Regions from separate parts of the Homo sapiens genome. Here region 2 is linked to region 1. A link is an interaction called in ENCODE POLR2A ChIA-PET data of the cell type or tissue named here. Cell type or tissue: PC-9. All regions are shown on one strand. Links, peaks and the distances in the headings refer to the core of each region. The heading gives the core; the rest is flanking DNA.

The links. ChIA-PET counts read pairs that join two places held together with the same protein. Peaks named below come from ENCODE experiments on the same cell type or tissue, not always from the same donor. Only the 100,000 strongest peaks of a DNase experiment are listed, where the experiment ranks them.
Region 2: POLR2A ChIA-PET joins it to region 1 with 13 read pairs; 2 of 35 experiments call an interaction of 5 or more read pairs at or near these places.

The regions. Positions count from the first base shown.
Region 1 is chr5:80,357,359-80,373,671 of GRCh38, forward strand. It overlaps the pseudogene HNRNPA1P12 and the pseudogene RNU6-211P. Among named protein-coding and RNA genes, the nearest start is that of ZFYVE16, 43 kb to the right of the region's middle. In PC-9, for the core only: no CTCF peak of the experiment used is centred there; no DNase peak of the experiment used is centred there.
Region 2 is chr5:80,508,247-80,524,559 of GRCh38, forward strand. FAM151B (family with sequence similarity 151 member B) reads left to right here. Exons shown (of 6, transcript NM_205548.3): 3 at 5,358-5,523; 4 at 11,447-11,664; 5 at 13,757-13,892. Among named protein-coding and RNA genes, the nearest start is that of FAM151B, 28 kb to the left of the region's middle. RefSeq lists an enhancer at 4,305-5,504. In PC-9, for the core only: no CTCF peak of the experiment used is centred there; a DNase peak (open chromatin) is centred at 8,795; H3K27ac peaks cover 689 bases.

The sequences.
Region 1 (16,313 bases), core at 4,694-7,193:
GGGCCTCGAACTTGGTTTAATGCTCTGCTGTCGCCATCTTAGAATTGTTAACAATTTTAGGACAAAAATTTCCACCTTTCATTTTGCACTGGGCTCCAGAAATTATGGGGCTCCACAAATTATATAGCCAGTCCTGTCAGTTTATATATATTAGCTTTATATATAACAAGAGTATCAGCTTTGGTTACATGTTACAACAAACAATTTTTTCTTCAGCTTTTATTTTCTGCGAACAAAAATACATGCTCATTGTAAATCTTAAATTTTATAAGATATATAGTATAGAAAGTAAAAGTGGCTAATAATCCCATGTCTGACAACCCCACTGTTAAGTTTTGTGTTTTATATCTATATCTATCTATCTATCTCCAAATTTCAAACTGTTTTTTACAATAGTGGCTACCACTCTCCAGTTGGTTGTGAGCTGTTTGAGTGTAAGATAACCATGAACCCACAAAGAGCTGCCGCTTAAAAATTAATGATCTGCTTCTCCACCCTCTTCCAAAGAAAAACTCCACTTCCTTCTTCCATCATAATAGGAAGCTTCTTCTTTTGGTGAATATGACACAGTTTCATTTACTACACTTTATGTTCAAAGTGTATTTATTTACCTTCAAACACTTTTTATTACTTACACCATTTTGTTTTCATTGTTCTGATTTTTCTATTTGTAAGAATTGTTTGGATGTCTTGGGATGGAATACACTGTGATCATAATTTTTCTCCATTAAAATGAATGAAAATACTTTTTCACTTAATGGCAAGATCTTCAGGAACAATTTAAAGTCATTAATTGAGGCCTACGTATTATTTTATTTATATATTCTATGAAAATGAACAATCCATTTTGTATCCTGCCTTTATCAAGGGCACTATATCTTGGACATCTTTCTGTAACAGTATATATAACTTTAAAAGTAAAGATTTTAAGACAGATTTTTGTATGTAATCTTGTTTAATGCAAATAAGCTTTAAATAGTATTTGTTCTAAAATCTCCTTCCTTGTTTTTTTCAAGAGAATTAAATCATTTATTGATTACACATGATAATGGATGATACACAAGCTTCATTCCCATCTATAATTTTATCTAGTACCATTATTCAATTTAGATATATTGCATAGGATGTGCCAACAATCACTTTTATAACCAATAATTCCATGATTTTGCTTGGGTAATCCCTTTTAATGGTGAACTTCAGGTCACAACGGTAACTATCAGTTCAACTACACCAAGGTTTCTGAAGACAATGGCTTCTCCCTCCAAGCAGGTTGTATATAAATTCCAAATAGAACCTGGCATCACCCTGAAGGAATTCTAACTTCACACTGTTGGGGAAATTTACCAAGATGGCTTCAGAGTAGACTAACTTTACACAGCACATTAAAAAGAAAAGACATTTATTCAGCATCACGATCAGACTATTACATTAGCAATCAACAGCATAGGTGCAAAAAAAAAATCTACATTAAAACCCTTTGTTGGAATGCTTTACACTTTCCACAGAACAGAAACTAAAATAACCTGTTATACAATTAGTCACAAATACAGTCCTCGAGTTTTTTGCCCATACACATGAGTATTTGTCTAAAACATGTCTTCTTTGTAGCAGCTAGGCCCTGCCACCACTGTGCTTGGCTGAGTTCACAAATCTGTTGTAACCTGTAGCTTCCCTGTCACTTCTCTGGCTCTCCGCTCCTGCTAAGCTTTGTTTCCTAATTAAAATCTTCTGCCACTGCCATAGCTACCGCTGCTACTGGAACCGCCATAGCCACCTTGGTTTTGTGGTTTTGCAAAGTATTGGCCTCCACCACCATAAGGGCCAGAGCTTCTGCCTCCAAAATTTCCTCCCTTCATGGGTCCAAAATTTGAAGACTGATTGTTGTAATTGCCAAAATCATTGTAGCTTCCACCACCTCCAAAATCGCTTCCATCATTACCAAATCCATTATAGCCATCCCCACTGCCACCATATCCACCACCACCATGACTGCCACCAAAGCCACCACAACCACTGAAGTTTCCTCCATGACCAAAGTTGTCATTCCCACCGAAACCACCTCCACGACCACCACCAAAGTTTCCAGAACCACTTCGACCTCTTTGGCTGGATGAAGCACTATCCATCTCTTGCTGTGACGGGGCTTTCCTAACTTCACAGTTGTGGCCATTCACAGTATGGTATTTCTGAATGACAATCTTATCCATGGAGTCATGGTCGTCAAAATTTACAAAGGCAAAGCCCCTTTTCTTGCCACTGCCTCGGTCAGTCATGATTTCAATCACTTCAATTTTTCCATACTGTTCAAAATCATCTCTTAGGTGATGTTCTTCAGTGTCTTCTTTAATGCCACCAACAAATATCTTTTTCACAGTTAAGTGGGCACCTGGTCTTTCAGAATCTTCTCTCGAGACAGCTCTCTTTGGTTCCACAACTCTTCCATCCACCTTGTGTGGCCTTGCATTCATGGCTGCATCCACCTCCTCCACAGTAGCATATGTGACAAACCCAAAGCCCCTGGGGTGCTTGGTGTTTGGATCTCTCATGACCACACAGTCCGTGAGCATTCCCCATTGCTCAAAATGGCTCCTCAAGGCTCTCATCAGTTGTTTCAAAGCTCAGCCCTCCAATGAAGAGCTTCCTCAGCTGTTCGGGCTCTTCAGGAGACTCTGACTTAGACATGACGGCAGGGTGAAGAGAGACTTTAACAATGCTTCTTCGGCGGTGTCCATGGGCAGAAAAAAAAAAAAATCCTAAAATCTCCTTTGTAGTGTTAATTAATATGCTGTTGTGCATGCCTTTCTTCTAGGCCCTTTTTTTTTTTTTTTTGAGACAGTCTCACTCCATTGCCCAGGCTGGAGTGCAGTGGCACAATCGCTGCTCACTGCAACCCCTGCCTCCTGGGTTCAAGCGATTCTCCTGCCTCAGCCTCCCAAGTAGCTGGGACTATAGGTGTGCGCCATGACGCTGGCTAATTTTTGTATTTTTAGTGGAGATGGGGTTTCACCATATGGGCCAGGCTGGTCTCGAACTCCTGACCTCAAGTTATCCACCCGCCTCGGCCTCCCAAAATGCTGGGATTACAGGTGTGAGCCACCGCACCTGGCAGCCCTTTTTAATTTAATATGATTGCTGGCTTCTGGGCTTATCATATATATCTAGTAACTTGTGACTTACAGGATATGCAAAGGTTGGTGGTGTATGATTTACTTGCAATCGAATGTAGAATTTTCCTCAAATAATATGACATTTATATTTATGGGGGAAAGTTACAGCGTGCTGGCTCTTCTTCTAATGGTTATTTGACGTTTTGCTTCAAATCATAAGTCTTGATACCCAAATCAATCTCAAGATTCCTCTCTGTAGAAAGAAGCTACAACTCACATTTGAAGCTATGTGCTTCTTTCACTATTCTGACTGTGCAGTCCATTTCTATTCTTAGGAGAAGTAAAACAGGTGAGTCTTAGTGTGCTTAAACCTCCTCATAAAGCTGCTTTGCTTCATGGTCCAGGAATTTTGATTCCTTTCATTTCCCTGCCCTCCTCTGCCTGCCTAACCTTTTAAGAAAAATACCTAATTCTAAATCCCTTGGTACCTCATCATGACCACAAATGTGTAGTCAGAGATAATTTAAACTCTCCCTTTTCCATGCCACTAGGGAAATTGTTTGCTTATTCTATAAACTACAAATATTATAGGTGTGAGGAACAATTATATGATGTTGTATTTTCTTTATCAAATTTTGCAAACTTTTGTCCTCTCCTCCCTCCCTCCTTTCTTCTATCCTTCCCTTCCTTCCTTTCTTCCCTCCCTCCTTTCTTCTATCCTTCCCTTCCTTCCTTCCCTCCCTCCTTTCTTCTTTCCTTCCTTCCTTCTCTCTTTCTTTCTTTCATTCCTTCCTTCCTTCCTTCCTTCCCTCCCTCCTTTCTTCTTTCCTTCCTTCTCTCTCTTTCTTTCTTTCATTCTTTACTTCCTTCCTTTCTCTTTCTTTCTTTTTCTTTCTTTTTTCCTTCTTTCTTTTCTTCTTTCTTTCCTTCCTTTATCTCTCTCTTTTCTTTTCTTTCTTTTAGATAGAAATGGGGTCTCACTACATTGACTAGGCTGACTGCGAACTTGTGGACTCAAGTGATCCACCCACCTCAGCCCGCCAAAGTGTTGCAATCATAGGTGTGAGCCACCATGCCTGGCCCATTCCACATTTTTTACTTGTACATACACACACACACACATATACATATATACATATATATATGCACACATTTATCTTCAATTGTACATTTGTTCTACATGATCTAACCGCAAGCTTTATCTTATTTTATTTATTTATTTATTTATTTATTTTAATTTATTTTTAAGACAGTGTCTTGCTCTGTTGCCCAGACTGGAGTGCAGTGGCAGATCTCGGCTCACTGCAACCTCCACCTCCTGGGTTCAAGTGACTCTTCTGCCTCAGCCTCCCAAGTAGCTGGGACTATAGGCACCCACCACCATGCCTGGCTAATTTTTGTATTTTTAGTAGAGCCAGGGTTTCACTATGTTGGCCAGGCTGGTCTCGAACTCCTGTCCTCAAATGACCCACCCACCTCGGCCTCCCAAAGTGCTGGGATTACAGGCATGAGCCACCATGCTCAGCCTATTTTTTTTTTTTTTTTTTTTTTTGAGAGAGCCTCTTGCTCTGTTACCCAGGCTGGAGTGCAGTGAAGTAGTCATGACGCACTGCAGCCTCAAATTCCTGTGCTCAAACCATCCTCCTGCCTCAGCCTCCCAAGAAGCTGGGACTAGAGGCAACGCAACCACACCTGGCATTTTTTATATTTTTTGTAGAAACTGGGTCTCACTATGTTGCCCAGGCTGGCCTCTAACTCCTAGACTCAAGTGATCCTCCCACCTCATTTCCCGAAATGCTGGGATTACAGATGTGAGGTGCCACACCTGACTGCAAGCTTTATTAAATTCTTATTTTTTCCATCTTATCAGCTCATATTTTCTTGTTAGTATTCGTTTGCCTGCTTTTTCTTCTCCATCAAAAATCTGTACCTATAAAATCAACTTTTTTTTTTTTTTTGCTATTCTAAACACATTTCTACAGTTTGTTTGAGAAGCATTTTCCATGCTTTTTTTTTTTTTTTTTGAGATGGAGTCTTGCTCTGTTGCCAGGCTGGAGTGCAATGGTGCAATTTTGGCTCACTGCAACCTCAGCTCCCTGGGTTCAAGCAATTCTCTTGCCTCAGCCTCCCCAGTAGCTGGGATTATAGGTGCCCGCCACCACGATGCACTAATTTTTATATTTTTAGTAGAGGCAGGGGTTTCACCATGTTGGCCAAGCTGGTCTCGAACTCCTGACCTCAGGCGATCTGCCCACCTCGACCTCCCAAAGTGATGGGATTACAAGCGTGACCCACCACGCCCAGCTCCGTACACTCTTAACCAGGAGATTGTTTGTTTTTTCGCACACAATATCTAATGATGAGCTGTTTTATAGCATGAATTTAGTTAATGCCAAAGTACAGCATTTATTTTTAGCAAATGAATCAGCAAGAACAATAAAGCTGTTTTAATCAGACCAAATATGAAATCAAGTGTTATAGATGGCCTTCGCATATAATTTATATCTGCATTTGTTTTGGCTATAAAGTGTGGGGGACATTCTAACTCATTCACATTCTAGCAGATATTTAATAGCTCGATTTTCTTGATACTCTTCAATTAAACAGACAGCAGAGGAAGCTTTATTCTGAGGTCTATACAAAATGAATTATCTGGTAGTGTAAGTATCAATTTGTTGGTAACCTCCAGGATATTTCTGTATAACATATTGAGAATTCATTTTGTTTTCTAAATCATAGTTTTATTTTTTAATTAATTATTATTTATTTATTTTGAAACAGAGTCTTGCTCTGTCACCCAGGATGGAGTGCAGTGGAGCAATCTCGGCTCATTGCAACATCTGCCTCCCAGGTTCGAGCAATTCTTGTTCCTCAGCCTCCTGAGTAGCTGGGATTATAGGTGTGTACCATTTCCGCCGCTAATATTTTTTGTATTTTTAGTAGAGACGTGGTTTTGCTATGTTGGCCAAGCTGGTCTCGAACTCCTGTCCTCAAGCAATCTGCCCACCTCGGCCTCCCAAAATGCTGGGATTACAGGCATAAGCCACCAGACCTGGCCCTAAATCAGAGTTTTAATGTAAAATTCTAATCAAATATTTGCGAACCTCTAAAGAACCTCCTTAGAATCTTAGGATTTGGGCCGGGCATGGTGGCTCATGCCTGTAATACCAGCACTTTGGGAGGCCCAGGCAGGCGGATCACTTGAGGTCAGGAGTTCAAGACCAGCCTGGCCAACATAGTGAAACCCCGGCTCTACTAAAAATACAAAAATTAGCCAGGTGTGGTGGCGGGCACCTGTAATCCCAGCTACTCGGGAAGCTGAGACAGGAGAATCGCTTGAACCTGGGAGGCAGAGGTTGCAGTGAGCCGAGATTGTGTGAGTTCACTCCAGCCTGGGTGACAGAGCAAGACTTTGTCTCAAAAAAAGCCAACAACAACAACAACAACAACAACAAACTTAGGATTCTACAGAACTCAGGTTGAAAACCAGAGATCTAGAGTACTAGACCATTGGGCCAAGAATCTGTGTTTGTTACTCAAATTTCCTGGGCTTCAGAGGCAGTCTTTCTCACATCAGATTGTGTAAGGTTAAAAAAAAAATTTTTAAGTCCTTTTTTTTAAGCAACAGGGTCTTGCTCTATCACCCAGGTTAGAGGGCAGTCACATGATCATAGCTCACTGCAGCCTCGAACTCCTGGGCAATCAAATGATTCTCCTGCCTCAGCCTCCTGAGTAGCTGGGACTATAGGCACACAGCAGCACACTCGGTTATTTATTTATTTATTTATTTATTGTAGAGACAGGGTCTCACTTTCTTGCCCAAGCTGGTCTTGAACTCCTGGCTTCAAGTGATTCTCCCCCCATGGCCTCCCAAATTGCTGGAATTACAAGTGTAAGCCACCTCAAATGGCCAAGTACATTTTTTAATGAAGGATTACCAATGCAACATAATATGTTGGAAAAACTTGAAATCAGAGAACGTTCATTATTCTTACTATTAGTAGAAGGCATGCTATATACTACACACTCTGATAAGTACTTTATAAGTACTATCCAATTAAATTTTCTCCAAAAAGAGCTATCCTGTGGAGTAGCTACTACTATTAGCCTTTCTTTTATGAGATGGAGTCTCACTATGTTGTCCGGGTTGGAGTGCAGTGGCTATTCACAGTTACAATCATCGCACACTACAGCCTGGAACCCCTGAGCCCAAGTGATCCTCAGGCCTCTGCCTTCCGAGTAGCTGGGACTACAGTCATATGCCACGATGCCTGGCAGCCCTATTTTTTAAAATCAACTTTTATTTTAAGTTCTGGCATATATGTGCAGGTTTGTTACATAGGTAAATATGTGCCATGGTGGTTTGCTGCACAGATCAACCCATCACCAGGTATTAAGCTCAGCATCCATTAGCTGTTCTTCCTGATGGTCTCCCTCCCCTGCAACCACCTCCAACAGTCCTCAGTGTGTGTCGTTCTCCCCCATGTGTTCATGTGTTCTCATAGTTCAGCTTCCACTTGCGGTAGCTTGTTCCACTTGCGGAACATGTGGTGTTTGGTTTTTTGTACCTGCACTAGTTTGCTGAGAATAACGGCTTCCAGCTCCATCCATGTCCCTGCAAAGGACATGATCTCATTCCTTTTTATGGCTGCATAGTATTCCGTGGTGTATATGCACCATATTTTCTTTATTCAGTCTACTGTTGATAGGCATTTGGGTTGATCCCATATCTTTGCTCTTGTGAATAGTACTGCAATGAACATATGCGTGCATGTATCTTTATAATAGAATGATTTCTATTCCTTCAGGTATATACCTAGTAATGAGATTGCTGGAGCAAATAGTATTTCTGTTTGTAGATCTTTGGGGAATCACGACACTGTTTTCCACAATAGTTGAACTAATCTCATTCCCACCAACAGTGTAGAAGTGTTTCTTTTTCTTCGCAACTTCACCAGTATCTGTTGTTTTTTGTCTTTTTAATAATTGCCATTCTGACTGGCATGAGATGGTACTGCATTGTGGTTTTGATTTGCATTTCTCTAATGATCTGTGACGTTGAGCTTTTTTTCATCTGTTTGTTGGCTGCACGGATGTCTTCTTTTGAGAAATGTCTATGCATGTCCTTTGCCCACTTTTTAATGGAGTTGTTTGTTTTTTTCTTGTAAATTTGTTTAAGTTCCTTGTAGACTCTGGATATTAGACCTTTGTCAGATGGATAGATTGCAAAAATTTTCTCTTATTCTGTAGGTTGTCCGTTAAAAATATGGAATGCTTCACAAATTTGCATGTCATCTTTGTGCAGGGGCCATGCTAATCTTCTCTGTATCAATCCAATTTTAGTATATATGCTGCCAAAGTGAGCACAGCAGCCTTGTTTTATAGGTGGAAATACTGAGGCTTGGAGTGGTTGATATGCTTAAGGTCACACAAGCAGCAAGTGGTAGAGCTAGAATTCAACCCAAATTGTGGTATTTTTTTGGGTAGAAAACGAATGTCTTCAATTTATACAGCATCTTGAATTGAGAAGCCTCAAGTTAATAAATGATGGTAATAACCACTGTTTTGATGATCCAGGGCCAGTTCTGACTGCTGAATGTAACATTTTCCATAAGTATGTGCTATAGAATTGCCTAGGAAATTCTATTTTAAGCTGTACGTTTAAGTGGTGAGTTACTGACTACCGCTCTTTTTTCTGTTTTTATTTTTACATATTATTTTAGCCACTGATGCTAGACAACTTCAGAAATTTAGGGACGTATACTAATTGTTTTTCAAAAGAACATTTCTTATAGTATAACTAAATTTTTTAAATGTATGTGTGTGTTTTTTTTTTTTTTTTTTTTTGAGACAGAGTCTCGCCCTGTCGCCCAGGCTAGAGTGCAATGGCACAATCTCAGCTCACTGCAACCTCCGCCTCCGAGGTTCAAACGATTCTCCTGCCTCAGCCTCCTGAGTAGTTGGGATTACAGGCAGCTGCCACCATGCCCAGCTATTTTTTGTATTTTTAATAGAGATGGGGTTTCACCATGTTGGCCAGGATGGTCTCGAACTCCTGACCTTGTGATCTGCCCGCCTCGGCCCCTAAAGTGCTGAGATTACAGGTGTGAGCCACTGTGTCCAGCTGACCAAATTGTTTTTAATTAGAGTGTCTACATACACTCCTATACCATCATACTTCTTTAATTTCTTTGGGAAAAAAATTAGTACCAGAAATGATGTAATACTTTATGTGCCTATTCTCTTTATTTATGTTTTAATTCTATTTAATAAGTATTGTTGCTTACTAGTTCAAGCTCAAAAAGCATGCATAAAAAACCAAATTTAAAAATTTAGTTATACTATAAGAAATTTTCTTTTGAAAAACAATAAGTCCCTAAATTTCTCAAGTTGTCTAGCATCAGCGGCTAAAAACCATATTTTATGCATGCTTTTTGAGCTTGGACTGGTAAGTAACAATATTTATTAAGTAGAATTAAAACATAAATAAAGAGAATAGGCACATAAAATATTACATCATTTCTGGTACTAATTTTTTTCCCAAAGAAATTAATAAGTATGATGGTATAGGAGTGTATTTAGACACTCTGATTAAAAACAATTTGGTCAGCCAGGTGTGGTGGCTCACGCCTGTAAACCCAGCACACTGGGAGGCTGAGGCAGAAAGATCACTGGAGGTCAGGAGTTTGAGACCAGCCTGGCCAACATGGCGAAACCCCATCTCTACCAAAAATACAAAAAATTAGCCAGGAGGCTGAGGCAGGAGAATTAGTAATCCCAGCTACTTGGGAGGCTGAGGCAGGAGAATCGTTTGAACCTGGGAGGCAGAGGTTGCAGTGAGCCGAGATTGCACCACTATACTCCAGCCTGGGTGACAGAGCGAGATTCCATCTCAAAAATAACCTCCAAAAAACAAAAAACAATTTGGTGGTCTAGCATGGTGACTCCTGACTGTAATCTCAACGCTTTGGGAGGCCAAGGCAGGATTATCAGTTGAGTCCAGGAGTTTGAGACCAGCCGGGGCAATATAGACCCTGATTCTATTTAACAAAACAAAACAATTTAGTATCACATTCTTTTTAAGAATGATTTGAAATATAAAAAAGTATACTTTGTGTTCTAATAATGGAAGTAAAAATATTCTTATTTAATCACTTTCTGTTTATAGAATATACAGCAAATATACTCTGTCGGCAAGTCTGTGGGGAAACAGGCTGTCTAATATATTAATCAATTCACTTTTCCTTTTGACCCAGTAATTCCATTCCACTTCTGAGAATTTATACTGCAGATATATCCATAAACATAAGGAATGAAACAATATAAGATTTTTCATTGCAGAATTTTTTTAGGAGAAAAATACTGGAAACAATACAACTATTCAACAGCAGGAGATTGACTAAATAAATTATGGGTTATACGTCCACAGAATGAAGTACTATACAATTATAAAGAGTGAAGGAGATAAACAGTATGGTTCATCAAAAAACAAAACTACCATGTGACCCAGCAATTCCCATTTCTGGGTATATATCTGAAGGAATTGAAATCAGTATCTCAAAGAAATATCTGCACTCCCAAATTCATGCAACATTATTCCCAATAGCCAGCAAAAAGGGTGCTGGTGTAAATAAGACAGGATTAGCTATTCTAGAGGCAGCACTCAATCAAGAGAAGTTATGCAAAGTCTTTCCCAGAAATATCTAAAAATAAGATAGTATAAAAACAAACCCATCTGTTTAGTAATGAATATATATTATAGCCAATAAAAGTCTAGAAAATAATTTTATAATAAGTTCCACATGAAAACATTTGAAACTTTAAAAGGCATGGCCTAATATGGTGAACAGAATGTTTCTATTAAATGGTAGAAATAGGAATTTGTTGGGAAAGTAAAAATTTATTGTTTATTGTTAAAATGAGTATTTTAAAAAAAGGATTATTTTTACCCCATTTTTTGTGAGTTAATCAGGACTAAATTCTACATGTCTTCACTTTGCCTTGGGGGTAAGCAAAGATAATTAATGTAAAATTTTAAGAATTTAATTAATTTTAAATTATAATTGACATATAATAATTTTACATATTATGGGGTAGTGTGATGTTTCAATACATGCAGACATCATATAATGACCAGATCAGGGTAATTTTTATTAACTTCTGATCATCTTTGTTATTATAAGGGATCAGGGGCACAGATATTTTTAGAACAGTAGATCATCTAAGAAATTTTTTCTCTTTGCCTTGAAATGTATAATCAGATTATGTTTTTTTTTTTTTTACTGGAGAGGTTTACAGAGTGCTTGTGTTTTACTTGACAATATACTACTATTTATTTGTTATTTCTTAACACATGGCAGCCAAGACTGGAAGGAATTGGCAACAGTGAATGCCAGGCAGCAGGGAGAAACCAGTGTGGAATATTAATTTGTCACAGAAAAATCCACGAGCTACAAATCTACATGTGTATATATGCAAGTGTTACCTGTGAAATTAGGCCAAATTTCTTCTGAGGATTTTAACTACTGAAAACGAATGCCATTGTTTGAGAGTTTGACAGTAAAAAGGAGGAAGATAGGGTCACATTTTATTTTCTATTTCAAATGAAATTTATTCTTTCTCATTTGTGATTAATTCTCATTTGATATGCTGGCCTCAGCATTTCTTTGGTTTATGCTTATTTTTCTAGTTTCTTTGGACATGGAGCTTGAAAATAACATGCAAACTGTGGGCATGCCTTTGTGTTTGTGGGCAAATAAAGCATTAGGATGCCTTTTGGATTTAAAGCTTGCAGTGGCTGGGAACTGCTTCCATTACAACTCCTGTTCCTTTGCTAAAAGGGGCCGCTTCTCTCAGGAAACAGCTTCCTCCATTCAAATCAGAGGTTCAATAATTAGGTAAAGCAACAACTGCTTCGGTTCTCCATTTTTTGTGGAATAAATGAAAGTACCTGTTCTGTAATAACTTTATTGTGGTACTCAAAGGGTATTAAAATGTATTATTAATTTTAGATGATAGAATTAACTCATTAAATAATTTTGTTTCCATGGTTCAAGTGTACAAATAGTTGGAATGACATTTACAACCATGTACAATTATTGATCTAACCAAGACACAATCGGTTCTCTGTTTGTACTTAATGTTTCCTAAATTCATGTGTTTTTCACGTGACCCTGAAATTGCTATGTAAGGGTATAATAAAACCTACTGTGCCGATTAAGATCAAAAGGATAAGCAAATATGGATTAACGTAATGACAGGCATGGAGCGAGTTAGGAAAGCGGATTAGGGCAGCGGAAAGCACTTGTAGCACACAGATGAAAGCGTGCAGCTGCACCTCACCATCTACTAGCTGTGCAACTCTGTTACTTAACATGTTGGAGCCTTAGCTTTCTCCTTTTATAAGCAGGGAGTAGTAACTACCTTGCAGGTTATAGTGAGGGTTCCAGAAAATATTTTTATAGTGTCTAGCTCCATACCAACACTTGATAGAGATTCACTGAAATGGAAGCTGCAATTTCTGGTTTTTAGAAGTAAATACTTAGGGTAGGATTCTATAAATATTTCATTTTTATAAAAGGTGGATAATTTTATTTTACACTTTCAGAGTAGATATGAAAGCAAATAAATATTAAAATGCATTGGTGGGGGGAAGTCTGGTTAAAAGCATAGATCTAAGAGCAGGTATTAGCAGCATGTGGCAGGAATTTGAAAGGTGGCAGCATCATTGAAGGCCCAGGCAGGAAGACAGAACCAAGGTACCGTCACAGAAGAAATTCAAGATGGGGACCTGGTCACAAAAGCGATGGGAGAGCTGAGAGGAACCAGAGGTCAGTGAGGCAACAAAGGGTTTACAAATGTCAGGAAACTGCTATTGCTCCCAAGGTAGGAGGAACAAAGGAAGGAAGTGGTAGAAGCAGAGCTTAGGAAGGCTGGAGAGAGTTGGAACCATGGCAAAGGCCCAAGCCCTGCTTGAGATTCCACACAAAGCAGAGAGAGAGAAAGAAGGAGAAATACCCTGGCTTTCCCCCTTCCCACCCCCCGATCTCCAGTCATTGCCTCCCCACTGGTCAATTCTAACTAGAAACCAATTGTCAAAGAGGAACTGGTTTGGAAATGCAGTTTGCAGAGGTCAGTGACCTGCAATCCAGAGCAGAGTAAAGGAAGGGCAGAGAATGGGTCTGAGACCAAGTGGACAAATGACCAGCACAGTGACATTCACATTTATTTTCTGAGGAATTGTTTGCATGGCCTGGGACAGGATTACAAGGCAGGTAGTTTACTGCTTTTGCTTTTTTCCTTTCTTCACTATCAGTGCCTTCCCTCCCAGGATTTTGCACAGGGCAAGTCTAGGTACTGAGATCCAAAACTGTGATTAGACAAGAACGAGGCTCATAGTTACCACAAGTTAGATTAGAGTATCTCTTCAAGTCCAGAAAAGGAAACTATGGCAGGAAAACACAAATACAAGAAATGGCTTATTCTTCTAAGCAGATAAAATAGATTCTTCGTTGGCAACAGATCTATAATCAATGTCAGTGGAACAATCTGCAATAGACTAGAGATGACGGTGATGGGAACCAGAAGGTGAGGTGCTGTTATATTGTGAGGGTGGAGTCAAGAGGATTTACTAATTGATCCGGTGCAAGCATGAGAGGAAAAAAAGAGTGGAGGATGATGCCCAAGTTTATGCTGAGCAACTGGAAGCCATCATTTATTCAGATGAGCAAACTGCAAGAGAGGTTTGGGGAGGATAGCAAGAATTTGGTTTTTTGATATGCCAAATTTTAAAACTTTTTGTTCTCAAAGGATCCTTTTCAAAACTGCCATTTTTATTATTTTTTAAAATGTAATGCAGGAGGCACACTACTGAAACCAGGGAAATTATTAAGTGAAAGTCTATACGTCCAAACATGGAACCCCATCTTTCTTCCATCCCTTGATTCTGAGAAAGCTGGCAGACAAGATTTACCCATTCACTGTTCCCCAACCCTTCCCCCAACTACAAGAGATTTGGATACTTACTACTCTTGGGAAAATTGATTCACTCAAGAAAAAATTCCTTGCCGAGAGCAGTGGTTCACGCCTGTAATAACAGCACTTTGGGAGGCCGAGGCAGGTGGATCACAAGGTCAGGAGTTCGAGACCAGCCTGGCCAACATGGTGAAAACCCGTCTCTACTAAAAATACAAAAATTAGCTGGGCCCAGTCTGGGCAACAGAGCAAGACTCCATCTCAAAAAAGGAAAAGAAAAGAAAAAATTCCTACAGATACCAATAATTAGGGATTCCCCACAGGAGTATCTGAGTTCATAATCACTCCATAGTCATTCCCCACAAATTCAGAAGCTCCACCTAAGAACTCCCACTAAAAAGTGAAATTCTCAAAAGGGGGAAATAAGGAAGGAGACCACCACTTCTCCTGCTGCCCTTCCCTTCCCCCCACCAACTTCCCTAGTTTATAAGATAGGGAAAAAAGGGAGAAAGCAAAAAGTTGAAAAGAAACAGAAATAAGATAAATAGCTGGACAACCTCGGCGCCACCACCCGGCCCTGGTGGTTAAAATAATAATAATAATATTAACCCCTGACCTAAACTACTTCTGTTATCTGTAAATTCCAGACATTGTGTGAGGAAGCACTTCAAAACTTTCTGTTCTGTTAGCTGATTCATGTAGCCTCCAGTCACGTTCCCCACACTTGCTCGATCTATCACGACCCTTTCACGTGGACCCCTTGGACTTGTAAGCCCTTAAAAGGGCCAGGTATTTCCTTTTCGGGGAGCTCAGCTCTTGAGATGTAAATCTGCCCAAGCTCCCGGCCGAATAAAGCCTCCTTCCTTCTTTAACCCAGTGTCTGAGGAGTTTTGTCTGTGGCTCGTCCTGCTACACACCCATGCACAATTCCAAGCATACTTTAATTCCACATTGTATATATGAATGGACAGGCAAAAATCAGACTTAGCCTGGGCTCAGTGTTCCACCCTGGGAGATATAGAGGCCAGGATCCCACCCCCACTCATCATCCTCAGAATTCAGTCAAGAATTATCCTGAGTTTATCTCTGACACCTGGTAAACACTATCTCAACAACAGTCAGAACTTCTGAAGAAGAGTAAAGAAGGAGCTGATATAATTGAAGATGTTCTCCAAATTGCCTTTGAGAAGCAATTGACAAAGAAAAAGAACCAGGCACTAAAACTGGCACAAATGGATGAAATGTGTAAAAAGAAAATCAGAAAAGATAAATTGGAGGTGCCTTAAAGGGGATGTAAAAGTATTTTTCTAATAATGATAACTAAATATAATGTTTTCTCATTAAACGTAAGTATATTTATTTCAGCTATGCTCAGTTTAAGCATTGTAATCTATAATGTTTCATTTACAATTGTGATCCATTAAACCATTTAGTGTCTCTGAATAAAATAGGAAAGGAGGTCATTGGAGGTCAGAGCTGCCAATGGTCTATTGTAATAATGAAATCATCTTTTCACATAAAGAGTAGAATCACTTCTTTATACTCTACTGTCTCCTGTGAACAATACCAGATTTAGTTGGGGTGGAGGGGAGTAATGAAAGCTGCATATAATTAGAGGAGAACTCCCCAGAAAGAAGTAGTATTGACAGTGTTGATGAAACACACCATTGAATTTATTTCTTTGATTTACTTAGCCAATGCTGCATGTGTGAAATTCTGGAGGGAGCATTTAAGGGTGAGATAAGATCATTTTGGCTTGAAAAATTTTACAAACTATTCCCATGATAAATGAAATAGTACATGAGACAGTGGGTGGCAGAGAGAGGGAGTATGTGGAAACTCTGTACTCTATGCTCAATTTTTCCTATCAACCTAAAACTGCTTTAAAGCATAGTCTATTAATTTTTAGAATTGTATTTAATAAAATAGGTCTTTTTGGATACCTTTAGCCTTAGAAACCTACCAAAATTTTATGGCGATTTCAGCTTTTTTGCATTGCTCTTTTCCTTCCTTCCTTCCTTCCTTTTCTTTCTTTTCTTTCTCATCTTTCTCTTCTTTTCTTTCTGATGGAGTCTCACTCTGTAGCCCAAGCTGGAGTGCAGTTGCATGATCTCGGCTCACGGCAACCTCCACCTCCCAGGCTCAAGCGATTCTCCTGCCTCACCCTCCCGAGTAGCTGGGATTACAGGCACCAGCCACCATGCCCAGCTACTTTTTTGTATTTTAGTAGAG
Region 2 (16,313 bases), core at 7,820-10,319, 150 kb after region 1:
GTTTTTGTAGACATGTGTTTTCAGTTCTCTTGCTTATATGTCTAGGAGTAGAATTCCTGGGTCACATGGTAACTATATGTTTAACTTTTTAAAGAACTGCCAAACTTTTCCAAAGTGCCTGCTCCTTTTTACATTCCTCCTAGCAGTGTGGATAAGGGTTCTAGTTTCTCCACATCTTTGCCAACACTTGTTATTGTACTTTTTTTTTTTAATTATAGCCAGCTAAGTGTATATGAATTGGTATCTCATTGTGGTGTAGATTTGCATCCCCTAAAGACTAATGCTGGTGAGCATCTCTTTGTGTGCTTTTTGGAAATTGGCTTATATTTGCAGCTGAGTAGCTTTCTTAGCCTGTTCCCTGCCTGTAGAAATTTGGGAGCCCACAGACCTCTTTTCGTTTTGAACTATCTCTGTCCTTTTGTGTCCAAGTAGTTATATCTCCCTTAAAAATATAGTGGGCTTTTAATATATTAAATTTAATCAGAAGCCACACCCCCGTCTCTTTGAGGTAGACCTCTCTCTACTTTGGTATGCAAGTTAAGGTGCAGTGGACAACACCCTTAAGATTCCAGAAGATTCCATATCTAGCTATGTGGCTACATGAGGCACCTTCTTTCTGAGGGCTTAATAAAGGGTCATATGGTTGTACCCTTGGCTTGATATTGACACTGAGGCCATGTTTTACTGGTGCTATGGTTTGAATGTTTGTTCCATCCAAAACTCATGTTGAAATTTTTTTTTTTAAGAGACAACGTCTCACTCTGTCACCCAGGCCGTAGTGCAGTGACGCAATCACAGCTCACTACAGCCTTGACCTCTTAGGCTTAAGCGATTCTCCCTCCTCAGCCTTCTAAGTAGCTGGGACTACAGGCGTGTGCCACCAGCATGCCTGGCTAATTTTTTTTTTTTTCCAGTAGAGATGAGGTCTCGCTATGTTGCCCAGGCTGGTCTTGAACTCCTATGCTCAAGTGATCCTCCTGCCTCTGGCTCCCAAAGTGCTGGGATTACAGGAGTAAGCCACCACTCTGGCTTCATGTTGAAATTTAATTGCCAGTGTAACACTGCTGCGAGGTGATTAGGCCATGAGGGGTCCACCTTCATGGGTGGGTTTAATGCCATATTTAAAGGACTTTGGAAAGTGGGTGTTCTCTCGCTCCGCCTTCCACCAGATGAAAATGCAGTGAGAAGGCCCTCTTTAAGTATCAGCACTTTGATATTGGATTTCCCAGCCTCCAGAATGGTGAGCCAATAAATGTCTGTTTATTATAAATTACCCAGTCTGTGTTATTCTGTCATCACAGTATAACACAGACTAAGACAGGCAACACCCTAGATTTAAATTTTGGCCCGAGACTGTCTCTTACTTTGAGAATCTCTTGCCAGCTGGAGAGGACAGGAATAAGAAACAGTTTTATTTTCAAATTCAGAAAGTCCTGATTTGGAAATATTTTCTCTATATGCTGCTGAAAATCTGAAACGTTAATTATTTAGCTTAGCTCTTTCTTCTCATTCTTTATTATAAGCAGTTAAAAGAAGCCAGTTGCCACTTTCACCATTTCCCCTGGAAACCTCTTTAGCCAAATACACAGGTTCACTGGGTATCCTGTCTATCTTCCACCAGTTGCTACAGTGACAGTGTTGCCAGAAGTTTTACCACTATGGAAAACAATAAAATGAGCTTATTGTTCTCAAGCTTCCAGTAAGAATTTCTGCACTGCTCTTCCAGCTTCCATGAACAGTTCCCTCCTTGCCTTTCTTAGCCTCCACCAGGTCACAAAGCCAATGCCACATGTTTCAGGTTTTTGATATGGCAACACTCCACTTCCAGCTACCTATTGCTTTTTATCTATTGCTGTGTAATAGAATACCCAAAAATGAGTGACTTAAAATAGCAGTGCTGTATTTTTTTCTGATGATTTTATGGGTCAGCTGGTGGTTCTGTTGCATGTAGTACGGGCTTAGGACGTTCATGTAGCTGCATTCAGCTGGGTGCCCAGCTGGGCCTGGAAATTCTAAAATGACCTCACTCATATGTCAGTGGCCTTAATGCTCTCTGTCAGATAGGAAGTCTTAGTTCTCCTCCACGTGGCTTCTCTCTCTCTATGTGGTCTCTCAGTCTTCGGTAATCTTGCATGAATGTCTTTACATGGTGGCTGGATTTCAAGAGTAAGAAAACTGAAGGTGCCAGCAGTTTTAAAGGCTAGGCCTAGAACTGACAGTTTTATTTCCACTACCTTCTGTTGGTCAAAGCAGATCACAAGTGGTGCCAATCATAATCCCAAAAGACACAATCCCAAATGCCATATCCCAAGTGTTGAAATGCTGAAAGATCAAAATCCATAGCCTAAAATCCTTAATATCTAATTGAATCCCCAAACTATAATGATAGATTTAGAATTAGGTGCAATCAAGGCTTATAAGAGTGAATTTCAAGTTGTTACCAGTAAAGTTTGTCTTTTTCATTCAGCCTGATGCCTTTAACAGAAAACTCAGATGAGTGGATTGGTCACGTGAGATGGCAGTGACAAAAACTTCAGTTTAAAATGCCTTATGGATCTGTATTGGCATTCCTTCCCGCTGATGAAATTCTAGGAGCTTTTAGTAAATTAAAGCTGCATTTGCATGAAGAAGCCAGAGAAATTACTGACTGGTTTGAAGATAATGACGTGCATGGTCGGATAAGAAGACATGCCCTGGAGTTGCTGTTTGACCATCAGTATTGTTTCCACCAAATTTGTGATCTGCATATAAGTGCATGTGAAATGGATTTCCACATACCCAAAACAGCATAGAAACATGGCACAGAAGATCGGAAAGTTTAATAGGGAATACTCATGCAGGTGCATATCAAATCATAGAAGAAGTTGAGAAAAAACAGCGCCACATAGAAAATGAATCTGAATGTATCCTCCAAGGAGACTCATGCCCTAAAAGAAAAAATGTGGCCGGGTGTGGTGGCTCTCACCTGGAATCTTAGCACTTTGAGAGGCAGAGGTGAGAGAATCATTTGAGTCCAGGAGTTTGAGACCAACCTGGGCAACACAGTGAGACCTCATCTCTACTAAAAATTTAGAAAAATTAGCAGGGTGTGGTGGTGCATGCTTGTAGTCCTGGCTACTCAGGAGGCTGAGGCAGGAGGATCCCTGGAGCCCAAGAGTTTCAGGTTGCAATAGAGTGAGACTCTGTCTCAAAAAAAAAAAAAAAAAAAAAAAAAGGAAAGAAGAAAGCAACTATTTATTGCAGTGCAGGTTGGCCACCTCTTATGGAGTACACTTGTGCGATTACCTGTCATCTATCCCACTTTTTTCATGTGTCAAAGCTTCTTTTTCGTTTTTGCCCACTATTTTATTATTTATCTTTAAAAAAAATTTTTTTTTGAGACAGGAGTCTTGCTCTGTTGGCCAGGCTGGAGTGCAGTGGCACAATCTCAGCTCACTGCAACTTCCGCCTCCTGGGTTCAAGTGATTCTCCTGCCTCAGCCTCCTGAGTAGCTGGGATTACAGGCGCCTGCCACCACACTTGGCTAAATTTTGAGTTTTTAGTGGATACGGGGTTTCTCCATGTTGGCCAGGTTGGTCTCAAACTCCTGACCTCAGGTGATCTGCCTGCCTCAGCCTCCCAAAGTGCTAGGATTATAAGCGTGAGCCACCATGCTTGGCCATTTCCACTATTTTAAATGGTCAGCATTGTTTTTTATAATTCACTATGCTACATAATTCATCTTTGCATTGTTTCTGGTATTGGAGGTATAGATTGTATAAAGACTCTTAGAGTGTTCTAATTTGTTTTATGCATTTTTTTCAAATTTGACTCCACAGAGCTGCATTTTCACAACATTGACTTTGTGTGTAACCATTGCGCTTATTGATAAAAACGTTGAAACTTTCACAGGAAATGAAGAGATATCCATTTGTACATCTGCATTTGTGAAAGATAAAATTTCTCAAGATCACAGTTCTTTGGGTGACTATGTGTATGATGGCAACCCATCACAGTTTTTGACTGATCTTGTCAAAAGACTTAGGTTGTTCATCAAGTTATTTCAGATGACTGCAGTTATTTAAGCTATTTCTTTATGATTACAGTTCATTTGCTCATGTTATATCTCTGAACTGATTAATATACCTGGGTGTTTATGCTTGCAAAAATGTGTGTTATTATTGCCTATTTTATTGTGTAAAGTGGCCTCTGAAGTGTTCTGCCATGTTTTCATAGGTTTCTCAAATAAATGCCCTTTTAAAAATGAACAGGATTGGCACAGTGGCTCATGCCTGTAATCCCAGCACTTGAGGAGGCCAAAGCAAGATTACTTGAGCCCAAGAGTTCACGACCAGCCTGGGCAACATAGTGAGACCCTGTCTCTACAACAGATATTTTTTAAAAAAATCAGCTGGGCATGGTGGCACACACCTGTAGTCCTAGCTACTCAGGAAGCTGAGGCGGGAGGATTGCTTGAGCTCAGGAGGTCAAAGCTTCGGTGAAGTATAATGCTGCTACTGCATCAGCCTGGATGACAGGGTAAGACCCTGTTTCTAAAAAAAAAAAAAAAGAAATTTAAAAAAATGTAAGTAAATGCATTTTAAAGAATTTTTAAAATTATTTTTTCCAATATTTTCAGGATTTTGATCTTTTGGGATTGTGATTTTGGGGATTTTAGACTTTAGGGATTTTGATTTTCTGGGATTTCAAAATTCGAGATTATGGCATTTGGGGAATTACGGCCCCAACCCATCACAAGACCTGCCCAGCTGAAGAGGCAGGGAAGAGGATGTTGATGGGAAGAGCGGTATGCATGTCCTGGAGGAGTTGTTGGCAGCCATCTTGGAGTCAGTCTGTCACAGCCTGCTGAACATACTTACACCATGTCTGCTGAAGCTCCTTACCTGTTCAAAGGATGTATGCTTTTAAGCAGTAACTAAACCGTAAGTCAAAGAAGTGAATTTTTAATGTAGATTTTCAAACATGAGCAATGAATATCCATAATTTCTAATTTGAGGAGTGAGAAGATAAAAGTACGATTTTTATTCCCAGAAAGCTTCAGCAAATACTTATTAAGCCTTTCATTATGTATGTACTTTGCTGGTATTAGAAAGAAATTCAGAATTTGTATGTCAACAGCTTAAGATCTGTGTAACTTAGGGAAAGTCATTTAACTTCTTGACATCTGTTTGCTAATCTAAAAAATAGGGAGAATGTGTACGGACCTTGTATACTGCCTGGCATGGGATAATCGCTCACTGAGTGTTACTTTTCTTTCCTTTTTTTTTATCTTCCTCAAAAGGATACTGAACATGGTGCCTCCTGTAGTTCTGTGCCCTGTTTTCTTAGCATTAACTGAAGTTCTTTTATTTGGACAGGTACTGCTCACATGATAGAGGCTGATGTCCTTCTTCCAAGTGATGGATCAGAACACAGCCAGCCAATTATGGCCCATCCCCCTGAAACAAACAGTGATAATACTCTACAGGAGTGGCTGACTGAAGTTATGAAAAGCAATAAAGGCATCAAGCTGGATTTCAAAAGGTATTTGTATAAACACGTTCAATTTTCTGGGAAAAAAGTAATAGCTGTGCCTGACTACCTATTTTTTTTAATGTTATCCAAACTGAAAATGGAATTGTAGACTCTAATATATTTCAGGACTGAACCTAAATGAACCTAAGACCCACTGAGTTATTTACTAAAATTGTTTTTTGGAGACCCTTAAAGGCAAAAGTTAGATTAATTTTTATAAAGGAATTTATCATAAGTGACCATCGTGACAACAGAAAGGTAAATTAAAAATGCTACATATGTTAAAAAGTAACCCAGGAGAGAGAGAGCTGGGAGAAATTCATTGAGCTAGTTAATGCATACCCTATTTGATTTATGTTATTATATTTGTAAAGGGAATTATTTAGAATTCTCCAATAACCAAAGTGTTTCTTAAAAATAATGCTTGGAGGCAGCCGGGCACAGTGGCTTCAGCCTGTAATTCCAGCACTTTGGGAGGCTGAGGTGGGCGAATCAACCGAGGTCAGGAGTTTGAGACCAGCCTGACCAAAATGGCGAAACGCCACCTCTACTAAAAATACAAAAATTAGCCAAGCATGGTGGTGGGCGCCTGTAATCACAGCTACTGGGGAGGCTGAGGCAGGAGAATTGCTTGAACCTGGGAGGCGGAGGTTGCAGTGAGCCGAGATCACGCCATTGAATTCCAGCCTGGGCTACAAGAGTGAAACTCCCTCTCAAATAATAATAATAATAATAATAATAATAATAATAATAATAATAATATTTGGAGGCATTAATACTGAAGAGCAAGAGTAAGCTGTCATTTCCTTCACTGTGGCCATCACAGGAAATTTTACTTTTGTAGTATTTTAGCAGTGTAAAAATGATAAAGAAAGCCAGAAATATACAGCAACACTTCAGAAGCACACTGTAAAGCTTATGAAGGCAGCTGCTATTGAAATCTAGGATTGGCAGTAAGCCTACTTCATCTCTGAGTAATATTTTTAAATAGAATTATCTCAAGAAATTAATAAGGACTTGGAATCTTGTAGGATTCTTAAGATGACTCTAACCATTTGTTATGGGGCAAAATATACCAGTAAACCTTATTATACCGTTAGTGAATGAATAGATGTATAAAATCTTGATATACAGGAGTTTGGATTGACAGGGTCTTGTGAATTAAAGAACTATCTTAAGATCATAAACTTTTTTTTCGACCGGGCACGGTGGCTCACGCTTGTAATCCCAGCACTTTGGGAGGCCAAGGCGGGTGGATCACCTGAGGTTAGGAGTTTGAGACCAGCCTGGCCAACATGGTGAAACCCCTTCTCTACTAAAAATACAGAAAATTAGCCAGGCATGGTGGTGCGCACCTGTAATTCAGCTACTCGGGAGGCTGAGGCAGGAGAACCTCTTGAACCCAGGAGGTGGAGGTTGCAGTGAGTTGAGATTGCGCCACGGCACTCCAGCCTCGGCAACAAGAGCAAAACTCTGTCTCAAAAAAATAAATAAATAAATAAATAATAAAAAATCATAAACTTTTTGAGTTATCAATGGTTCAATTTCATTTTATTGACAAAGAAACTTAGTTCCAGAGAGGTTAAGTGATGTACCTGAGGGTAACAGGTAAGCTTTGACAGGTAAGCTACAACCAGATCCTAATTCTCCTGAAGCCAGTCCAGTGTTCTCTATATCATGAAATAAAGCATTTGATCTTTAGTGCTTGATGGCTTAAACTTTTAGATCTCCTTGATGTCACGTGCTCAGTTTTTCATGTTTACTATTGCCCCTTGAATTGTTTCCTGGGACATATTCTTTGGCTTCTCACCAGTCAGATCAGCTCATTCATTCTTAAGTGCTAGCAGCTAGCACAAAAGCGCTGAGCCTCTGAAACAAAGATTTTGCAAGTTTTTTTTAAAGTCATAACATATTTGAAGGGGATTCAATATAAACTAATAGGTATGTGAACACCTATTACATGTCAGACACTGTTGTAAAAGCATTGCATGTATTTTTCATTAAATTCTCGTAACAATCCTAAGAGGTAGGTTATTGCTGTTATTCTCATTTTCCGGATGAGGCAATGGAGATGGAGGGGCTGAGGAGCCCGCTTGTCACGTAGTTGTTAGTGGAACTAGAGAGCTGTCAGCCTGGCTGGAGAGTTCACACTTTTAACCAGAATGCTGCACTCACTCCCTTTGTAAGAGCAGCTGAATGACCTGTTAGTTAAGTTTTAGTAGTTCTTGTTTTGTGCTTCTAAGTTACTTTGTTTGGTACACAAATAAAAAGTATTATATTTTGGCTGGGCGCAGTGGCTCATGACTATAATCCCAGCACTTTGGTAGGCCAAGGTGGGCGAATCACCTGAGGTCAGGAGTTCTAGACCAGCCTGACCAACATGGAGAAACCCCGTTTCTACTAAAAATACAAAATTAGCTGGACGTGGTGGCACATGCCTGTAATCCCAGCTATTCGGAAGGCTGAGGCAGGAGAATCACTTGGACCCGGGAAGCGGAGGTTGCAGTGAGCCGAGATCATGCCATTGCACTCCAGCCTGGGCAACAAGAGTGAAACGCCATCTCAAAAAAAAAGTATTATATTTTTAAATTTTATCTGGAGTCTCAGCAAGCTCTTCAGCGTTTTAGCTAAGAATTATTTTCCCTTAAACAATGCAATTTTATATAGTTTGTTACAATTTTAAGTACGATATTTATTTTATCATTCCCAATTTTTAAATGAAATTAATAGGAAAACAGGGTATGATATTTAGAAGTTTGATTTACAAATAACTTTTTAGGAAAAAAATATATTCTATAATAACTAAGTTTATATTCTTTTCAGGAGACTTAAATAAATACCACCAAGGAGCAATTTTCAGTAGTAGTCTCACCAGGACTTTCCTCTTCGGATGATCATCTTGGTGAAGCTTTGGTACTTCCTTATGGAAACTTAGTACTAATATATGTAAGAATTGAGAATGTTGGCCACTGTATTTTAAATTAGAATCACATGGAATTTATAGATTAATTTAGAAGGATGTGTCATTTTATAATACATGCAATATTGAGTCTTCCAGGCTTGGTCTGTTATTTCTTGTAGTATACAGTAGTCCTCTGTTATCTGCAGTTTCAGTAACCTGCAGTACACCATGGTCTAAAAGTGTTAAATGGAAAATTTGAGAAATAAACAATAAGTTTTAAATTACACACCATTCTGAGCAGTGTGGTGAAATCTGGTACTTTCCTATTCCATCCCAGCTGGGGTGTGACTCATCCCTTCCCTTCGTCCAGCGTATCCACACCATATATGCTGCCCACCTGTTAGTCACTTAATAGCCGTCACAGTTATCAGATTGACAGATCACAAGAAGAAGGGTGAGTACGGTACAGTATGCTATTTTGAGAGAGAGAGAGAGACCACATTCACATAACTTTTATTATAGTATATTGCTATAATTGTTCTATTTTATTACTAGTTTATGTTGCTAATCTCTTACTGTGACTAATTTATAAATTACACTTTATCAGAGATAGGTATGTGTAGGGAAAAAAAACAGACTACATATAGGGTTGGGTGCTAGGTAGTTTCAGGCATCCCTTGGAGGTCTTGGAACATATTCCCTGCAGATAAGGTGGACTACTGTAGATTTTATTTTGTTGTTTAGGAAAGTTTGTTCTCAGTTCTTTTTTCTCCCACAAAATGTTACACCTTTTCTTCCAGAAGAACTTTAGAATTACTTCGTCAAGTTTTAGAAAATAAGAACTACAACAACAAAAAGTTTTTGGTTCTTTAGTGAGGTTTTAAATTTGTTTAACCGCAGATTTTAAGTTTCTGGTAAGGGAAAATATCATTATCCTTCGTCTACATTAGTGATAATTAAAATATTTACATATAAAATGGAATAAATGTACTAAATTCTTGCTTCACTGTGTTCTTTGTCATAGTTCCTTATGTTTAACTGCACAGTGCTTCGCATGTAGTAGGCACTTAGTAAACACTGGTGGAATTTCGATTTGTGGGAGAATACGCTGTTTGAAACTGGATATTGGCCAGGTGCGGTGGCTCATGCCTGTAATCCCAGCACTTTGGGAGGCCGAGGCAGGTGGATCACTTGAGGTCAGGAGTTCAAGACCAGCCTGGCCAACATGGTGAAACCCCATCTCTACTGAAAATACAAAAATTAGCTGGGTGTGGTGGCGCATGCCTATAGTCCCAGCTACTTGGGAGGCAGAGGCAGGAGAATGGCTTGAACCCGGGATGCAGAGGTTACGGTGAGCAGAGATCGCACCGTTGCACTCCAGCCTGGGTGACAGGGCGAAACTCCATCTCAAAGAAAAAAAAAAAAAAAAAAAGAAACTGGATATTATCAGATGAAGAATCAATCTTAAACCACTCACTCTATGTCAACTTACTAAATTGAGAAAGCCTAAAAGGCTCCCTCCTGAAATGTAAACTGGAAATTAGTATTTAACCCAGCTTCCATAAGACACCAGATTTCTTAAGAAATCAGAGTCCTTTTTGGAAAAAGAGGAGCTTGGCAGGAGGCATGCATGGATTAGTTCAAGGTTTTTCCTTACTCCACCCATGAAGAGCAGCACCTCATGGGGACTTGGCTGCTGCTATGGGACTGACAGACAAGCAAGCTTTGGAGTCACAGGTACAAGTTGCTTGCTACGAAAAATGGAATTTTGTAGGAAGTACAGTGTTGGATCTCAGAATTGTGGTTTTAACATGGTGTTGACACAGGGCAAGGCAGGGAGAATTTAAAAGAGACAAATGACAACATCTAAATTAATGTCTGCAGAGTCCAGCATTAAGGTTTATTAATCCACTAAAATCTAGGCCCTCCCCAATTCAGGGGCAGAAGAGTGAGAAGGAAGCGTACCACATGGCAGCAGAGGGAAAGGGGCTAGAAGCTAAGGGATAGAGCCTGGGTTCCTCTGGTTTTAGTACATAGTATCCTTGCTCACTGGTAAACATAACCCAATAAATAATGAGATTATTTAAATTTCTTCTCTTAGAGTAGGAGGCCCAAAAGGAGTGGAGACAAGAGAGGTAGAAGCATAGACAGAAGTACTGCCGTCTCTTAGGAAGAGAGAGGGAAATGTGAGGAGGGGTCGGTGAGTGTTCTCCCCTCCAGTATCCATCTCCAAAATTCATAGCCTCCCATTATGATATTCACTACAAGGTAATTTTCTTATAAATGAACATAGGCAAGTAAAAATTATGGAAGCTGATTAAAACCTTATTGTTTCAAAGTCTGTAGTTATCAGCTAGAATATCTGTAGGGAAGTAAAAAGATTGAAGTTGCTTTTTAAATTTGAACTAAAATATACGTATTTCTAATTTTCAGAAAAGGTTCTTACAATAAAAGAAGAAAAATGAAACAGAAACTTGAAGGAAATACTATAATTTTATATTTTACAGTCATTTTTAGAATTGTTTATGTATCCAAACTCACCCAAGAATACATAAGGGAAAGAAGCTACTTTTATTCTCCAGGGTCATGAGCCTGAATTAGAGATACAGGGCTTGGATCCACTTGGGTATTTCATAAATGTGAATTTACAGGTTATTAAGTGTATTTCATTTATCTTATTTATACATTCTGGAACGAGTGAATATTTGTGTCTTTTAAAAAACTGTTTTCACACCAAGTGATCCTAATATGGAGTTTTGAAACCTCTATTTTGTCCACAAGTAGTACCACTATTCATATATTTATAGACTCTTTAAGGTATATTCATGAATAATAAGCACAGTTCAACATTTAGAGATATGGCATATGTTAGCTTTTCCCTCTGGTGCTATGCGATCTTTGATTTTATTTAACCCAGACATTATTGTATTTTGATTATGAATTTGAGAACATTGAGACCACTAGTCTAAAAGAACTTCTTTTTACTTTACCTAAAGAATCTATCTCATTGACAACAAATTATGTTTTTAGTCTGGCAGTTGTAGAACCATCCATGATGCTCTTGGAAAATGTGAAGAGGCATCTGAAGCGTCCTGTATGGATTAATGCCGATATTCTTCCTGGTCCAAATGGAAATAGCAAAGTAATAGATGCAAAACCATTTTTAGACACCGTGATATCCTTCTTTCCAGACGTGACGTTTTCCCTGGGTTGGACAACAGGATGGCATCCTGAGAAAGTCAATGAAGGTAATAATTCTAATAATGTATTTCTTGGTCAAATTAAAATATCCTCCAGGTATAAAAATAACATCTTTAATACAAAGACCAAAACCCATTCTACAAAATCTAAGCCTGATGGAAAAAAAGGCCTGACCCTTCAGGTATGTGCAGACCCTTCCATCTGCTCTTTCAGATAGATGCCATGTTCACTGGTGACGCTGCAGATTTTAAGAGAGTTCACACATTTATAGTCATATAAGTAAAGCTTCTGTTAGCAATCTCTTTTTCTAATTTTTAAAAATATAATTTTCCAGATTTTAAAGGAAAGTGGAACACGTCCCTTCTTTTTATCAGGAAATTAGCTGCTAAACTAACATATTCACTTAAGATTTCTGTAAAATGTTCCTTTACTGACTGACCAATATTTTTTACAACTTGCTTTTGATAGAGTATAGAGTTATTTAAAATAGATATATTCTGGCCGGGCGTGGTGGCTCATGCCTGTAATCACCACACTTCGGGAGGCCAAGGTGGGCGGATCACCTGAAGTCAGGAGTTTGAGACCAGCCTGGCCAGCATGACGAAACCCCGTCTCTACTAAAAATACAAAAGTTAGCCAGGCATGGTAGTGTGTGCCTGTAGTCTCAGCTACTCGGGAGGCTGAGGCAGGAGAATCACTTGAACCCAGGAGGCGTAGGTTGCAGTGAGCCAAGATCGTGCCACTGTACTCCAGCCTGGGCAACAGAGTGAGACTCTGTCTCAAAAAAAAAAAAAAAGTGTGTGCATATATATATATGTGTGTGTATATATATATATATTTATTTATTATGTATATAGTTTATTTATATATAAAAATATATATTCTCTATATATACATAGATACTTTTTTTTCAAGCTATTTAGAAACAAGCAAGTGTGTTTTCCATGTGGTTTTTTTTTTTTTTAAATAGAGTCTTGCTCTGTTGCCCAGGCTGGAGTGCAGTGGTGTGATCTCAGCTTACTGCAACCTCCACCTCCCAGGTTCCCAGGTTCAAGTGATTCTCGTGCATCAACCTCTTGAATAGCTGGGATTACAGGCGCCACCACGCCCAGCTAATTTTTGTATTGTTTTTTAGTAGAGATGGGGTTTCACCATGTTGGCCAGGCTGGTCTCAAACTCCTGACCTCCAGTGATCCACCCACCTTGGCCTCCCAAAGTGCTGGGATTACAGGCATGAGCCACTGCACCTGGCCTTTTTTTTTTTTTTTTTTTTTTTTTAAAAAACAGGGTCTGGCTCTGTCACCCAGGCTGAGTGCAGTAGTACCATCATGGCTCACTGCACCTTCAACCTCCTGGGCTCAAGTGATCCTCCCACCTCAGCCTCCAGAGTAGCTGAGACCACAGGCATACACCATCACACACAGCTACTTTTTAAATTTTTTTGTAGAAGTGAAGTCTCACTAAGTTGCCCAGGCTGGTTTCAAACTCCTGGGCTCAAGCTATCCTCCCACCTTGGCCTCTCAAAGTGCTGGGATTACAGGCATAAACCACCATGCCTGGCCCACAATGTCTTAACATGATTTAAATATATGTAAAATATATACATATATAGTCAATTTTACCACTATTTCTACTTTAAGTAAAATATACAGGTAATTTGGGCAAGCCAAAAAGAAAATTGATTTGATGTTAACTATCACTTAAACAGCTAGCATATACCCCAAAGCAACCTTTCTTGGAAAAGAAAATTTAACAAAAATAGGAAATCCAAGTTTATAGAGAATAATAATGATGCAGGTGTACCTAAAAGAAGAGCCTTAAAATATTTAAAGTAAATAAAATCTAGTGGTGTAAATTTTTTTTCTTGTGCTTGAGAGATTAGTAAAACCTTTTTAGTGCCTTAATGTTTTGTTAAATTTGCTCTAGGTCACTTGTGGAATGATTTTTTATCTCCATTTTCCACTTAGTTTTTTTTCACATTAAGTAGCATTTTAATTGACTTAGAATCCAAATGGAAAGTATTATGAATTACCTATGAATTATCTATGGTTTTACCTAATTATAGGTAATTTAGTCTTTTATTTAATTGTCTTTCAAGATTTCAATCAATAAAGTTAAATTTTTTTCTTTTCTTTTAAGGGTACAGTTGGACAATGGTGAAAGAGATGGAATATATATGTAATGAACTAAGTCAGCCTGTAACGTTCCCTGTCAGAGCAGCATTAGTCAGGCAGTCTTGTTCTCAGTTACTTTGGCTGTTAAAGAAATCAAACAGGTATGTAATAGTTTAACAAATGTGTATGTGAGTGTGTATGAGAGACAGAGATAGAAAGGGCATGAAAATTGATTATTTAAAGACAGTGTGTGTGAGAGAAAGGTAGACAGAAAAGGAATGAAAACTGATGATATAAGCGCACAGACTCCCTCACCGGATTGGAGCTCCTTGATGAACCTTAACTTACTTAACATCGTATATTTTACCCCTATTCCTCACAAAAGTTTTTGTACATAGTAGGTGCTCAGTAAGTGTTAGCTGTCTTTTTCATTATATATTCACAAAAAATTATGAGTGGATAAATTAGCTTCTTTTTAAATTTCATCATAATTTCAGAAATCAGCCAGGTGTGATGGCTCACACCCGTAATCCCAGCACTTTGGGAGGCTGAGGCAGGAGGATCCCCTGAACCCAGGAGTTTGAGATCAGCCTGGGCAATTTAGTGAGAACTTGTCTTTACAAAACATTAAAAAATTAGCCGAGCGTGGTGGCAAGCACCTGTAGTCTCAGCTACTCGGGAAGCTAAGGTGGGAGCATCGCTTGAAACTGGGAGGCCGAGGCTTCAGTGAGCCAAGATCATACAACTGTACTACAGCCTAGGTGACAGAGCGAGGCCCTGTCTCAAAAATAATACTTTCAGAAATCTTTTTTATATAAAAGTTTTATTTTGGTATGTAATAAAAATTAGTTGGACCACCTATTGAATATTTAAATAGATTATAAAAGTACAGATGTTAAAAATTTTATTTTTTTTTCTTTTAAGAGATCAATCAGTAGAACAAAAGGAAAAGTCCAGAATCTATCATGGAACTTAGTGTAGAAACAAGCTGACTTTTCAGATCTTTGGAGCAAGAAGTTCAGCAACTGGTTTTAGGACAACAGGCTATGTAGGAAAAACAATGCTGACACCTTTGCTTATTCCTTGCTCCAAAATACATTCCCAATGAATTAAAGATTTGAACATCAAACAGTAAATGCATAAAGAATAAACAAGGGATGATTCCTTAAATATAGTTTCAGAATGGAGAAGACCTTTCTTAGTAGTAAGGCACAAAACCCAGAAGCCTGTAAAAGGAATTTTGATACATTTGAATACATAAAAATGGAAAGCAACTAGTAAAAAGACCCCCAATGTGTATGTCAGAGAAATGTTAAGAATTCTGACAAATAAAGGATTTTTACAAATTACCCAGAAAAAGTCCCAGTTTAATAATTCACTATGTTGCAGAGAATAGTGGAAGCAAGACACTCATACATTTTTGGCTGGAGTATAAACTGATCAATAATTTCCTTGGAGAGAAATTTGGCATATACTCATGAATTTCACTAATGAGACCGTGTCTTACTAATAGACGTTCACATAAGCACAGAGACATAGGTACAAGGATATTCTGGAAGCATCGTTTGTATTAATAAAAGACTTGAAACATTCTAAATATCTATCAGTCAGACACTGTTGAATAAATTATGGTACACCCATATGATGGAATATTATATGTTATAGATAATGCAGGAGACCCTATGTTTTAATATGGAATGATCTCTAAGATATATTATTAACTGAATAAATTAAGATGCAGAATGATAGGTATAGTATGATTCCATTTGCATGTGGGAAAATTGATGTGTAAAAATATTTGTAGATGAATTGAGCTTAGAGTAGTTTGAATCAGTGGCTGCTAGCATTATGCTTAAAGAGAAATATTAGGTGATACCAGACACTATTCCAGTCAGATTCTTAGTTACAAACAATTATGGGGCAACCCTCGTTGTTAAAGTATCCCGTGATGCTATTTGACATTCTCTTTTTGCAAACACATCATTTATTTATTAACTCTGCCTCTAGGTTTGTTTGTTTTCATTAGTGTCAGGGAAGTGCACTGAAATCAAATAGCATACTGTATTAATTTTTTAAAGATTATTATTGAAATTAAAGCATTACATTTAATTAAAATTTTCAGTTCTCATGGAAAACTCTAGAGTTTTTGAGAATATATTTTCTTACCCTCATTTGAGAAACATTTACAATATAGATGGACTCTATTTTCTTGGAGACATAATACTCAGATAATCATGTGCACAAGTACCATATGACTATGGCCACATTTATGAGAGAATTCAGCCCAGCCTATATTCCATTTGGGTATATTTTTTTCATTTTTGATGATGTCACATTGATTTTCACATAGTCATATGTGTGATAAGAGCACCTAAAATCTATTATGTTAGCAAATTTTTCAAATACAACAATATTAACTATAGTCCTCCTACTGTCCATTAGATCTCTAGACTTATTATCTTGTGTAACTGCAAGTTCATCTACTCGTTATTTTTTAAAGATACCTACTTACTCTCATTTTACTGGTTTTGAGAATCATATTCATCCTCCAAAGTTCTGGAGTTTGCTTGTTTTTCTAATTA